3 separate regions of the Homo sapiens genome follow, and all the other regions are linked to region 1. A link is a contact called in ENCODE Hi-C data. All regions are on one chromosome and are shown on one strand. The core of a region is the stretch at or near the end of the contact, and the rest is flanking DNA. Distances in the headings are between cores, read along the strand shown.

Evidence for each region. Hi-C counts contacts between places; a loop is a spot of excess contacts on that map. Pooled maps may share reads with other maps.
Region 2: a loop to region 1 is called in a map with no recorded cell type, with 14 times the contacts of the local background. The contact joins the enhancer-like site here to the promoter of MIR3681HG in region 1. A Hi-C loop is called at or near these places in 9 of 37 single-sample maps with no recorded cell type and 7 of 50 pooled maps.
Region 3: a loop to region 1 is called in a map with no recorded cell type, with 2.2 times the contacts of the local background. The contact joins the enhancer-like site here to the promoter of MIR3681HG in region 1. A Hi-C loop is called at or near these places in 12 of 37 single-sample maps with no recorded cell type and 13 of 50 pooled maps.

Annotation. Positions count from the first base shown.
Region 1 is chr2:12,005,450-12,009,029 of GRCh38, forward strand. MIR3681HG (MIR3681 host gene) reads left to right here and starts at 1,667. Exons shown (of 6, transcript NR_110196.1): 1 at 1,667-1,778; 2 at 2,298-2,394. RefSeq lists enhancers at 896-945, 1,454-1,748, 3,180-3,229.
Region 2 is chr2:12,500,236-12,503,815 of GRCh38, forward strand. All of the region lies in intron 4 of MIR3681HG (MIR3681 host gene), which reads left to right. Among named protein-coding and RNA genes, the nearest start is that of TRIB2, 210 kb to the right of the region's middle. Within about 2 kb of position 1,681, at least 9 of the 41 ENCODE cell types and tissues checked have a DNase peak (open chromatin) inside an H3K27ac peak, as active enhancers do.
Region 3 is chr2:12,298,593-12,302,172 of GRCh38, forward strand. All of the region lies in intron 3 of MIR3681HG (MIR3681 host gene), which reads left to right. Among named protein-coding and RNA genes, the nearest start is that of MIR3681, 100 kb to the left of the region's middle. Within about 2 kb of position 1,584, at least 2 of the 41 ENCODE cell types and tissues checked have a DNase peak (open chromatin) inside an H3K27ac peak, as active enhancers do.

The DNA.
Region 1 (3,580 bases), core at 417-2,916:
TTTTCTTGCAGAAAGGCGGCTGACAGTCCAAGATCAAGGTGCCAGCAGGGCTGGTTTTTCCTGAGACCTACTTCCTTGGTTTGTAGATGGCCATCTTATTGCTGTGTCTTCACATGGTCTTGTCTCAGAGGCATGCATGTCTCCAGCCAAATGTCCTCTTCTTGTAAGGACACCAGCCCTATTGGACTAGGACCCCACACTTATAACCTTAACTAAGCCTGTAAAGGCTCTGTCTTCAAATACAGTCACATTAGGGGCTAGAACTTTGACATGTGAATTTCATATCATAAATACAGAGAAGTGCAATTTGGTGGTAATAGCTAAGATGAATAGGAATTCTGATATGATTTTGAGACACATTCTCACTTAAAGTCTCAGCATATAAATAAAGTTTAATCACCTTGAAGATCAGACAGCTTCTTAAATATAATGATCCATTCTCAATTACCTATTAGTGGGAGGCCACGATAATAGAGAACTGAATTCCAAATATAATTAAAAATATTCGTGTCACTGCTTAGATGCCATCTCTTTCTTTACCAAACTTAAAAAAAGAAAAGTCTCTCCCCTAGAGCTCTTAAACCACATGATTCAGCTACTAACCGAAGCTCACCCTTTTGGATTTCCCCTGCTGTACTGTGGTCGAGGTGCTAATTAGCAGGGAAAGTGCCAAATGGCAGGCAGCCAGAGGAAAAGCAGAGAAGCTGAAAGACCTGCACAAACTGCAGGTTTGTGAGTTGCAAAATTGAGATATGCCTCTAATGAGTTATGTATTAAAGCCCCTCTGCCCCATGACAGCAACGTCACCCTGGCAGAGACCTCCAGTTTCCTTACCTGGTAAACGGGGATTATAATAATACCACATTCCCAGGCTTGCAGGGTATTAGACCAAATCAGCTAAGAGCAGCAGACTAAGAAACTGGTCTTTATTGAGCATATATTTTATGTCAGACACTTGGCAACATGATTCATTTAATTCTCACATTGATTCTATAAGGTAGGCATGGCTAGCTCCATTTTGTGGATGGGTAAACTGAGGCTGGAGAAACTTGCCAAGTGTCACATACCAATTACACTTGAACCTCACTCCAAAGGCTTTGCTCCTTCTACTGACCCGTGTTGCAGAAATGCCTGGCCTTTTGTGAGCACTCGGTAAATGTCTGTCATTGTTGGAGAGAAAAGGAAAAAAATTATCTCCTTGCTATGAATTTAAACAATATATTTTAAAGCTGCTGGGAGCCTTTTTGTCCTGGTTTTCTGCATCTGATTTACCTGTCCCATTTTAACCATTCATGTGAACATTGTTATGTAACTAGCACATGCTTTTACTGTGTATAACTTAGTGTTACATAAATCTAAAGGCTGCTGACTGCTAGCAATCTTTTAAATGTAATGAGCTGAAAGATTTGCTTTGAGCCTTGGGGCAGGATAGCTTTGGCTTAACCATTTGCTGAGTTCAGCTTTTAGGAGGATAAGTTTACTGCATCCCTTCAATAATCCAACTGAAGCCTGGATTCCAAGCAACTGTAGATGAGATTTAAGTCTCCAAGAATGTTAGAAACTTAAATAAAACAAGGCTTAAGCAGAAAGTCCTCACAATGGTGTCCACATTCCATCAGGATGACGTAATCGAAGGTTGGAACCAGGCGGCCTCTGCCTTTGTGTTCCGGGACCCCTCACTCAGTGCAGAGGGAAATTGACACAGCCATGATGAGGCCTGGCTCACAAGAGCCATAGTTACTGTAGGAGTTTCTGTGGCTAAATATGCTTAGCTATTGGTGGGTTTCTCAGCTATGACAATGGTCTCCGTAAAAACACAGAACAAAAATTTTTGGTTAATTGAGGTCAAATTTTGTGTTAAAGGAGGGTTAATTTCCCTCCCCTCTAAGAGAAGAGTCTCTATGTGTTTAAAAACATGTTAACATTTAGTCTTGTCTGTTTTGTTGATCAGTTGAAGTCAGAGCAATAAAATCCCAGGGGTGGAAAGGGTGCAAAGGGCCATTGGGTTCATTTCCCTCATTTGGAAGCCAAACACATGCAGGTGATGATCACACTGTCCTTGAGCTGGGTGCAGAGATCAGCTCTGCCACATGCTGTTTGTTAATTTAATAAGATGAAGTGTGGGACCCAGGCTGAGTTCCTCAACACATTTTTTCATCTGTAAAATGGGGATTATAAAAAATAATAGTACCTACCTTAAAGGGCTAGGCACAGAGCCGTAGATGAGTTAACATGTGTTTTGAACAGATCTGGGTATACTGTGGTGTGAAACATTTGCAATTCTTCTTATATTACAGAGGCAAGGACATGTGCTGGATGTGTATGCAGTCTTTGAAGCTGGAGAGGCCTGTGTTGGAAACTGTGCTCTGTCCCATGCCAGTTCCCTGACCTTGGGTAAGTCACATAAAGTGTGAGTCTTTTATTTTTTTCTAGAGTGGAAATGGGGCTATGAATTCCTAACACTGGTAGGATTATAAGGAAAAGGACAAGATTAAAGTAAACAATACATTATAAGCATGGTGGCTAGCACATGGCTAGTCTTCTCAATGAATATTTTTTAGAAAATATAAAAAGGATGAATATCGGATATCTTAGTAACTCCTTTAGCTTTAAGCACACATCTCTACACACAGCCACATACAAACGTATTGGCTACACATTGGACTCCTTTTTTTTTTTTTTTTTTGAGACAGGGTCTTGCTCTGTTGCTGAGGCTGGAATGCAATGGCACAAACATGGCTCGCTGCAGCCATGACCTCCCGGGCTCCTGATTCTCCCACTTCAGTCTCCTGAGTAGCTGTGATGACAGGTGCATGCCACCACACCTGGCTAGTTTTTTAATTTTTTGTAGAGATAGGGTCTTGCCATGTTGCCCAGGCTGCACATTTAACTACTTTTACTTTTTCCTTCTTAACTTCTTGACATATGGTAGAGAACACAACCTAAAGTCACCAAATAGGTGAAAAATCTAGATTTCCTTTTTTTTTTTTAAATTTTGTTTTTGACCCATTTCCTTAGAAAGGAAGTATATTCGTTTGTTAGGGTGGCCATAACAAAATACTATAGACGGGGTGGATTCAACAACAGAAATTTATTTTTGGCTAAAAATCCAAGATCGAGGATTGCATCTTTCCAATTTCTGGCAGGGCTGGTTCCTGCTTGGTTTGTAGACAGCCATCTTATTGCTGTGTCTTCCCATGGTCTTGTCTTTGTGGGCATGCATGTCTGTACCCAAATCTCTTCTTATAAGGACATCAGTCCTAGCAGACTAGGACCCCACACTAATAACCTTCATTAACTCTGTGAAGGCCCTGTCTCCAAACACAGTCACATTGGGGGTTAAGGCTTTGACATATGAATTTTGGGGACATAATTCATTTCATAAAAGAAAGATATCACTTTCTGCTTCCTCATTCATGTTGACTCATTCAGAGAAAATTTGTGGTATATTTACCATCTGCAAGCCACAGAAAGGCCTCAGAAGAAACCGGCCGTGCTGACACTTTGATGGTGGACTTGTAGCCTCCAGAATTGTAAGAAAATACATTTTCTTTTGGTTTAATCCAACCAGTCTATGGTG
Region 2 (3,580 bases), core at 431-2,930, 490 kb after region 1:
TTTTGTATTTTTAGTAGAGGCAGAGTTTCATCACATTGTCCAGGTTGGTCTCCAACTCCTGCCCTCAGGTGATCCACCCTCCTCGGCCTCCCAAAGTGCTGGGATTACAGGCATGAGCCACCGCACCCAGCCTGCCCAATGTCTTAGAGCCTCCGTTATCTCGTTCATATCATAACCTCATAAAGTAGCAGTATGGATCCGATGAAATAATTGATATAAAAATGGCTTCTTTACTGTGAAAAAATGCATATATATGTATATGTCCTCATTTGCTGCTCAACGTCAGAGAGCATGGGTCAGCTTTATACCACACAGCAAACTTGCCTCATCTGTTTCTGGTATAGACTCAAAACTCCATTAATGCCAAGTAACATCTGACGGTGTATGGGTGGAAAGGAGACAGTCTCAGGTGCTGAAAGAAGAGGCGATCAAACTTAATGACAAATTTTGCTGTGTTCTTTATGAATATGCAGAAAGCTTGGGAAATGTCCTTGAATTTATAAAATTAGGTGAAAGGAATGAGATAAGTCTCGACATGTCTGACTTTTCATGCCTATAGGCACCCATTTTTCTGCAGACACATGGGGGCTGTGCATCTTCTTGTTCTGCTGGGTCTTAGAATTGTGGAAATGCAGCCTCCCACAACTCACGGGGCATTGAAGAGACCCTGACTCTCTTCCAATGTTTAGGGAGGAAACTGAGCTCCTGAGAAAGGACTGAAGAATCCAAGCTAGAGAGAGTTAGAGGAACAAAGAGTCTACAAGTTTGAGCTTCAGCTCTCAACAGGGCCTTTCACCTCCCTGCTACCTGGGGGCTCTGTCTTAGCTGTCACAGTGCAGCCAGCACTGTCAATGATCTATCAATTGGCAGCTCTCTTATGTTTTGGTCTGGAGCCACTTTAGATGTGATGAACAAGATTAATTTTGAAAAATAATGCTGTGTTCCAATAAAAATGGCTCATGTACTGTCAAGACCAATTGGAGTCCTTTTTTTTTTTTTTTGCCTTAGTAGGGAGAAAAGGTATTCCATGTCGTAAGTTACATGTTAAATTAGTAACAATGGTTAATTTTAACAATCATTGTCTAAAGCTGAATAGGATGCAGATATTTATTGATGCCACTTTCTGTTCTGGTAGTAATTTTGTATTACTGATGTACTCTTGCAAGTAGTCAGGCAATTTTGACTTGTTAAAATAATTTTAAAAACACAGAAAGAAGGACAGTTGACAATTTAACAAGATGAAAGATGGTTTTAAGTTTAGGATCAGGCAATAAGAAACACAAAATACATGAAACCCTTACTCCTTTGTTTGCTGGTGCAGGTTTGAGGTCTCTGCTGTTAGGCAGGAAAGGGTGGGAACTCTCCTCCACCCTTCCCCTTCCTGCCCCTCCACTGACTGAACAGGCAAAAGAACATCAGGACGACTCATACCGAAAGCCGGGGGTGCTGGGGCCTTGCAAACCAGGTCACCTGACAGAGCTTTTGCTTCTATGAGCCTGGATGAAACCAGCTATACAATAAAGCCAATAAAAAGAAAAGAAGATGCCTTAGTGCCACATAAATTTGGCAGAAGTGAACATCTCACTGATTAAAAATACATTTTAAATAGAAGAATTATATGGCATGTGAATTATATCTCAGTCAAGCAGTTGTGAAATATATAACACCCCCTGCTTACACACACATGCAACTACTACATCACATGCAGGCACTTGGCCTCTCTGCCTATCAAAAGTAGCTTGCATTTGTACAGCTCCTTGCAATTTACACAGGGCCTTCATACGCCAGTGGTTTCACACTTAGGAATTGAACAGAGAAGTAGGAAAAAGGAAACAGAGAGTTTACCCTTACAAGATAATTGATGTTCCTAAGGTCATACAGTGAATGAATGTCAGAGACAGAGCTTGAGTTTTAATCCCAGTATTCTTTACACCACCTCCCTATCAGTGTCTCCGTGGAGGTGAGGGCATGGGCTTTGCAACATTTTAATTTCTCAAGGTTACCATGAACTCTAATAGTAAGGAGGGAATGCTAGGAAGAAGAGAAAACTTATGTCTTGGAGGGAAATTCTAAATAGATGTTTTCTATTAAGTTCTAGAAATATATTCAACACAATTGAAAAAAATTGTGGAATCTCTATTATCTGTCAAGTCTATGCCGTCCTCATTTACTCTCCATGTAAAATTAGTGGATTTCTGAGGATCCTGCATAAGCCTAATATTTAATGAATTTAGATTTCTTAAGGAATCAAAATTTTGTATTGGTGAATTAGAACATGACCAGAAGTCAACCAAAGTCTCTCCCTGAGGGAAAGAGTAACTGAAGCTTGAATAATGTGTGGACTCAGGAAGTCAGGGGAAGGCACTGCTGCTGAGAAGATGAATGTATACAAATCTATGAACTAAAGAATTCAAGAAATGAGTTACCAGACCGAGGTGTGTGCAAGAACATTCTGGAAGGGGGCAAATGGGACACAAAGTTGACATCAGACAACTTGGAATTGAAAAGGGAATTAGAGAATTGGCAACTGGCAGAAAGCTTTCAAATGAAGGACATAGGGCCTGAGGTAGAGGAAGTAACTTGCCCCTTGAAAGCCACACAACAGCAAGACAGAACCAGGGCTGGCCCTGGAAGTCAGGTTCCCAGATTCGTGGTGTGGCCCCCACGATACTGCTCTGCACGTCATATCTGAGCATGAGACGACTCAGAAATCTTTGCTGATTCAACCTTTCTGCCTCTGCATGTAAATGCCACCATGCCTTCCCACATTGCCTCTCTCCCACGTGAAACATCTGGTTTGAGGTTCACCAATAATAGCTTAAAACCACAAGTCTAAGTCAGTGGGACCCAGAATTGTCAAAAGAATCACCCAAAAATCCAGGGAAAAGGAAACAGATGACTTGGGTTTAACATACTTTAATCGTGCTCTCTAGATGACGGTTTTAAATAAGTATGCCATAGAAATAGATAACATGGCAGCCATGATTCTCTTTTTATCGAACAATTACCCTTTAAATTCTCAGGCCCCTCAGTAGGAGCCTACCTTTCAAACTTAAGGGCTCTTCTCTCCGTTATTAGTGACGTGCTTTTCCCATTCCTGTATGTTAATTATTTTATAAAAATTGAAGGGATTTAACATTGAAATCTCTGCCTTGGGCCCTCTGAGTTCCAGGAAACTCTCTTCCAACAGTAGTAGGAGGCCAGCTCTGCCTGGACATCCCACCTGCACTGTGTCCTCATCATGGGGTGAACTAAACTAATCTCCCCCAAGCCATGAAGTTCCCCATCTCAAGGACAGGAATCCCTGCACACCCAGCTATGCAGTGCAGAAAGAAAGACAGGAGTCAGGTAAATAAATACATTGTTAATGGAGTAGATGTTGTTGCTGGAGGTTCTGGCAATTAGTAAACGGGATAGTTACTGCAACTACCTATACAGTAAATTTCTCATCTTTACAATTAAAGCATTAATGTCTATTCATTACAGTGTTTTGAAGAGTAAGAAAATATACTTAATATACTTTGCACAGTGCCTAGTACATATTAAGTACTCAATAAATGCTAGTTGTGTTTATTATAGC
Region 3 (3,580 bases), core at 334-2,833, 290 kb after region 1:
GTTGGACCTATTTTTATATAATAATTAAAACCAGACTGTCCTTAATTTATTCATTTCCTTTTACTGAATTACAAATTAGGTCAAATAAAGGACTAGGCCTCTGGAGGGTTAAAAATAATACAAATCCTAGTTTTTGAGGACTCAGGGTCTATTAGAAAAAATAAGATATGTGCATAGATGAGCATAATCTAAGGCAGAAAGTGATTGTTATCATAAAAGGGTTTCAAATAAGTTCCCTTGAAGAGTCAAAGAGAAGGCTGAGGGAATGCTTTGCAGAAAAAAATGGCAACTGCAGTATATGATGAATGGTATTCCTAGTTAAGGAAACAGGGAGAAAATGTACAGAAACTAGAGTGAGAATGGTTTGATGGAAATGGGGTATGAAAATCGGTGGTGGGAAATGAGGCTGACTGGCACGATTGAGGACACATATGGAAGAGTCTTGGTGGTAAGTCAAGAAATGGAGATTTGCTAGGCAAAAGGAAGGCTAGAGTAGTTTTGAGTAGGAGGTCACCGTAATCATAACTATACTTAAGTAAAGAATAATCTGTTAGTGACTTTGAGGGTGAGCAGTGTCTAGAGCACATGGTGTCGGGGAGATGGCATCCCTGACAAATGAACTATAGTGCTCATTTCCTTTTTTTTTGCCCCAGTGGTCCCCATGGCAGCAATGCCAACTTGCAGACCCATCTTCCACATTGCTGATTTTTTAAGCACAGACATGATCCTGTGTCTGTCCCACTCGAAAACATTCAATGGCTCCCTGTTTCCTATTGGATAAAATCATATCTCAGAAGCAAACATCCTAACATCTGCTATAATCAGATGTTCTGCTCTTGCTCCTGAAGAAGCTATATTGCTCAGTGATACAGTGCCCATGGTTCAGCTGAAAGCCCTGAGGGTGATGAAGAGTGAGCTAGGGTAGTGATAATGGAGATGGGGAGGAGGGATGTCTTAGTCTGTTTTGTGTTCTTGTAAAGGAATATCTGATGCTGGGTAGTTTATAACAAAAAGAGGTTTATTTGGCTCACAGTTCTGCAGACTACAAGAAGCATGGCACCAGCATCTGCATCTGATGAGGGCCACAGGCTGTTTCCACTCATGGTGGAAGAAGGGGAACTAGTATGTACAGACATCACAAAGCAAGAGAAGAGGTGAGACAGAGAGAGAGAGAGAGCAAGAGAGAAAGAGACAGGGGAGGTTCTACGTTTTGTTTTGTTTTTTTTTTTTTTTTTCCCAACCAGCTCTTGTAGGAATGAATAGAGCAAGCACTTACTCATGACTCTTACCAGGAAGGGCATTAATCTATTAATGAGGGATCCACTCCCATGATCCAAACACCTCCTATTAGGCCTCCTCTAACACTGGGGATCAAGTTTCAACCTGAGAATTGTAGGGGGTCAAACATCCAAACTATGGCAAGGAGATGCAAGAGATAATGCAGATGTTTAATCAATAGATGTTTGCAACTGGTTATCAACAGTAAAGAAGTGGGAATGATCAGAGGCTGCTGTGATATTACCTACCTGGATGGCTGGAAGGTTCTTATACAATTCCCAGGCAGGTTTGTGCCTGCCTCTTCCTGGAGCGCTGATTGCCAGGGTGTCACAATGGATGCCTTGAGCAGTTGCAGAAGAGTACTTGATGTTTATTTCATGTGTATGACTTCCTTTCGGTTTTCCTCCCCAATTTTTCCCTCAGTCCCCAGGCATGATCCTGAAATGATTCTTAGGTGTGCTGACTGCCGTCTCTTTCTTACTAAAACACTCAACATTCTTTCAGTCCTCCATGACAATGTTTACAAAATTTAAAACATTCTTTGAGCATTGACTATTTGCCAAACATTGTTCTGGGTGCTAAAAACAGAGCAGTGAGTAAGTATGATATGTTTCTGCTTTCTTGGAGCATGCATTCTGGTGAGGAATAATATTCCTCCTCAATGTTCCTTCCTCTCTCTCCATACCTCTTCAGCATTTGTTTAATTCTCCTTCGTTTCTTGTTTTGCCTCAGTGGTTTCCTTGGCACCAGTGCCAACTTGCAGACCCATCTTCTACATTGCTGTTTCCTAAATATAGAGATGGTCATGTGCCTGTCCCACTGAAAAACCTTCAATGGCTCCCTATGTCCTATTGGATAAAATTATACCTCAGAAAAGATATTCTAACATTTGTTATAATCAGATGGCCTGCTCTTGCTTCTGGAGAAGCTATATTGCTCAGGGATCAAGGGGGAAACAATAGGTTCAAATTTTTAAACAAAGAAGATTTAATTCATAGAATTCCAGAACTTTGAAAGGTCAGTAGTTCAGTATGTTTCCCATTCATTACCGCTTGTTTATATTCACACACACAAAAGCTTTGCCACTGTGGAGATGCCAGTGGAGTTGTGGAGCTGGGGGTGGAGGAAGGTTTTAAAGTTTCCTCTGGATGGGAAATAATGAAACTTTCCAACTTTACTTATGCATGAATGAAGGTGGTTTAATGGGCCAAGTGCCGGCTTTGGAGTTACAAAGGCTTGGGTTTAAATCCAGCTGTAGGACTTCTGCAAGTCCCTGACTCGCTGTGAACTTTAGCTCCTCAATTGTCATATGAGGGTGACTCGGCCTATTTTACAGTATTAGGAGGCAGACAGCTCAGATGCCGGCCTTGCTGAGGTCAGGCAGGGCTAGGTTGCCGTAGTTGAATGGCAGAATTATCACCCACATCTGGATGGAAGAACATGTAGAGGTTTTCCAAAAAGAGGGGATTGAGAGAGTAGGCCAGCAATGCCAAACAGTGGGCATTCGTTCTGGGGTGAAAGAGAGAAGATGAAGCCATGGCTGAGAATACAGGAGGTAGTTCGCTAACAGAATTGATGCTCCCAGCCTCCCACGGGGAGTGGGAGAGCTTGAGTAACGCCCAACATCACAGGCAATCTCTTCACAGCTACAATCCCTTAATTCATTTCCTCCCCTAGAGCATATATTTGGATCCCTACTATGTGCTAGGTGCCTGGATGTAAGACGCCTGGCCTCACAGTGGATGGACATCTAGGGGTGTGAGTGGCTGAGCAGAGTGCCCAATAAAAGGGTGGGAGGAGACAGGCCAGAGAGGTATGACCAGGTCATAGAGGTCCCCATGGACTTAGAAAGGACTTTGTTTTTTATTCCAAGTGGAATAGGAATTCTAACAGCAGGGTATGAATGAAGGACACAAGAGTGAAAACTCGGATCATCCAACCTTTGACTTATCCAAGCTATGACATAGATGTTAAATAAACAAAAACACCCAAAATAGATAAATGAAGAAGGGATAGCATGTGCCTGTGCATGCACACTTCCTGGGCCTGTCATGTATCGAAGAGGGTAAGACTTTCTGCCTAAGGAACTGGATATGGTTATATGTGAGCAGAGCATGAAGGCCTGCACTGACCACGCTTCCCAGGCTTCCACGTCTATGGAGATGCATAGGTCTAGAGTAGGCTGAATACTCGAGGGTAAGCTTCCAAGGGCACAGGTGTGATTACAGTCATCAAGACACCACCGCCCCAATGAGTAGCTATCATGTATTGATACCTGATGGAGATTTGTGAGATGAATGAT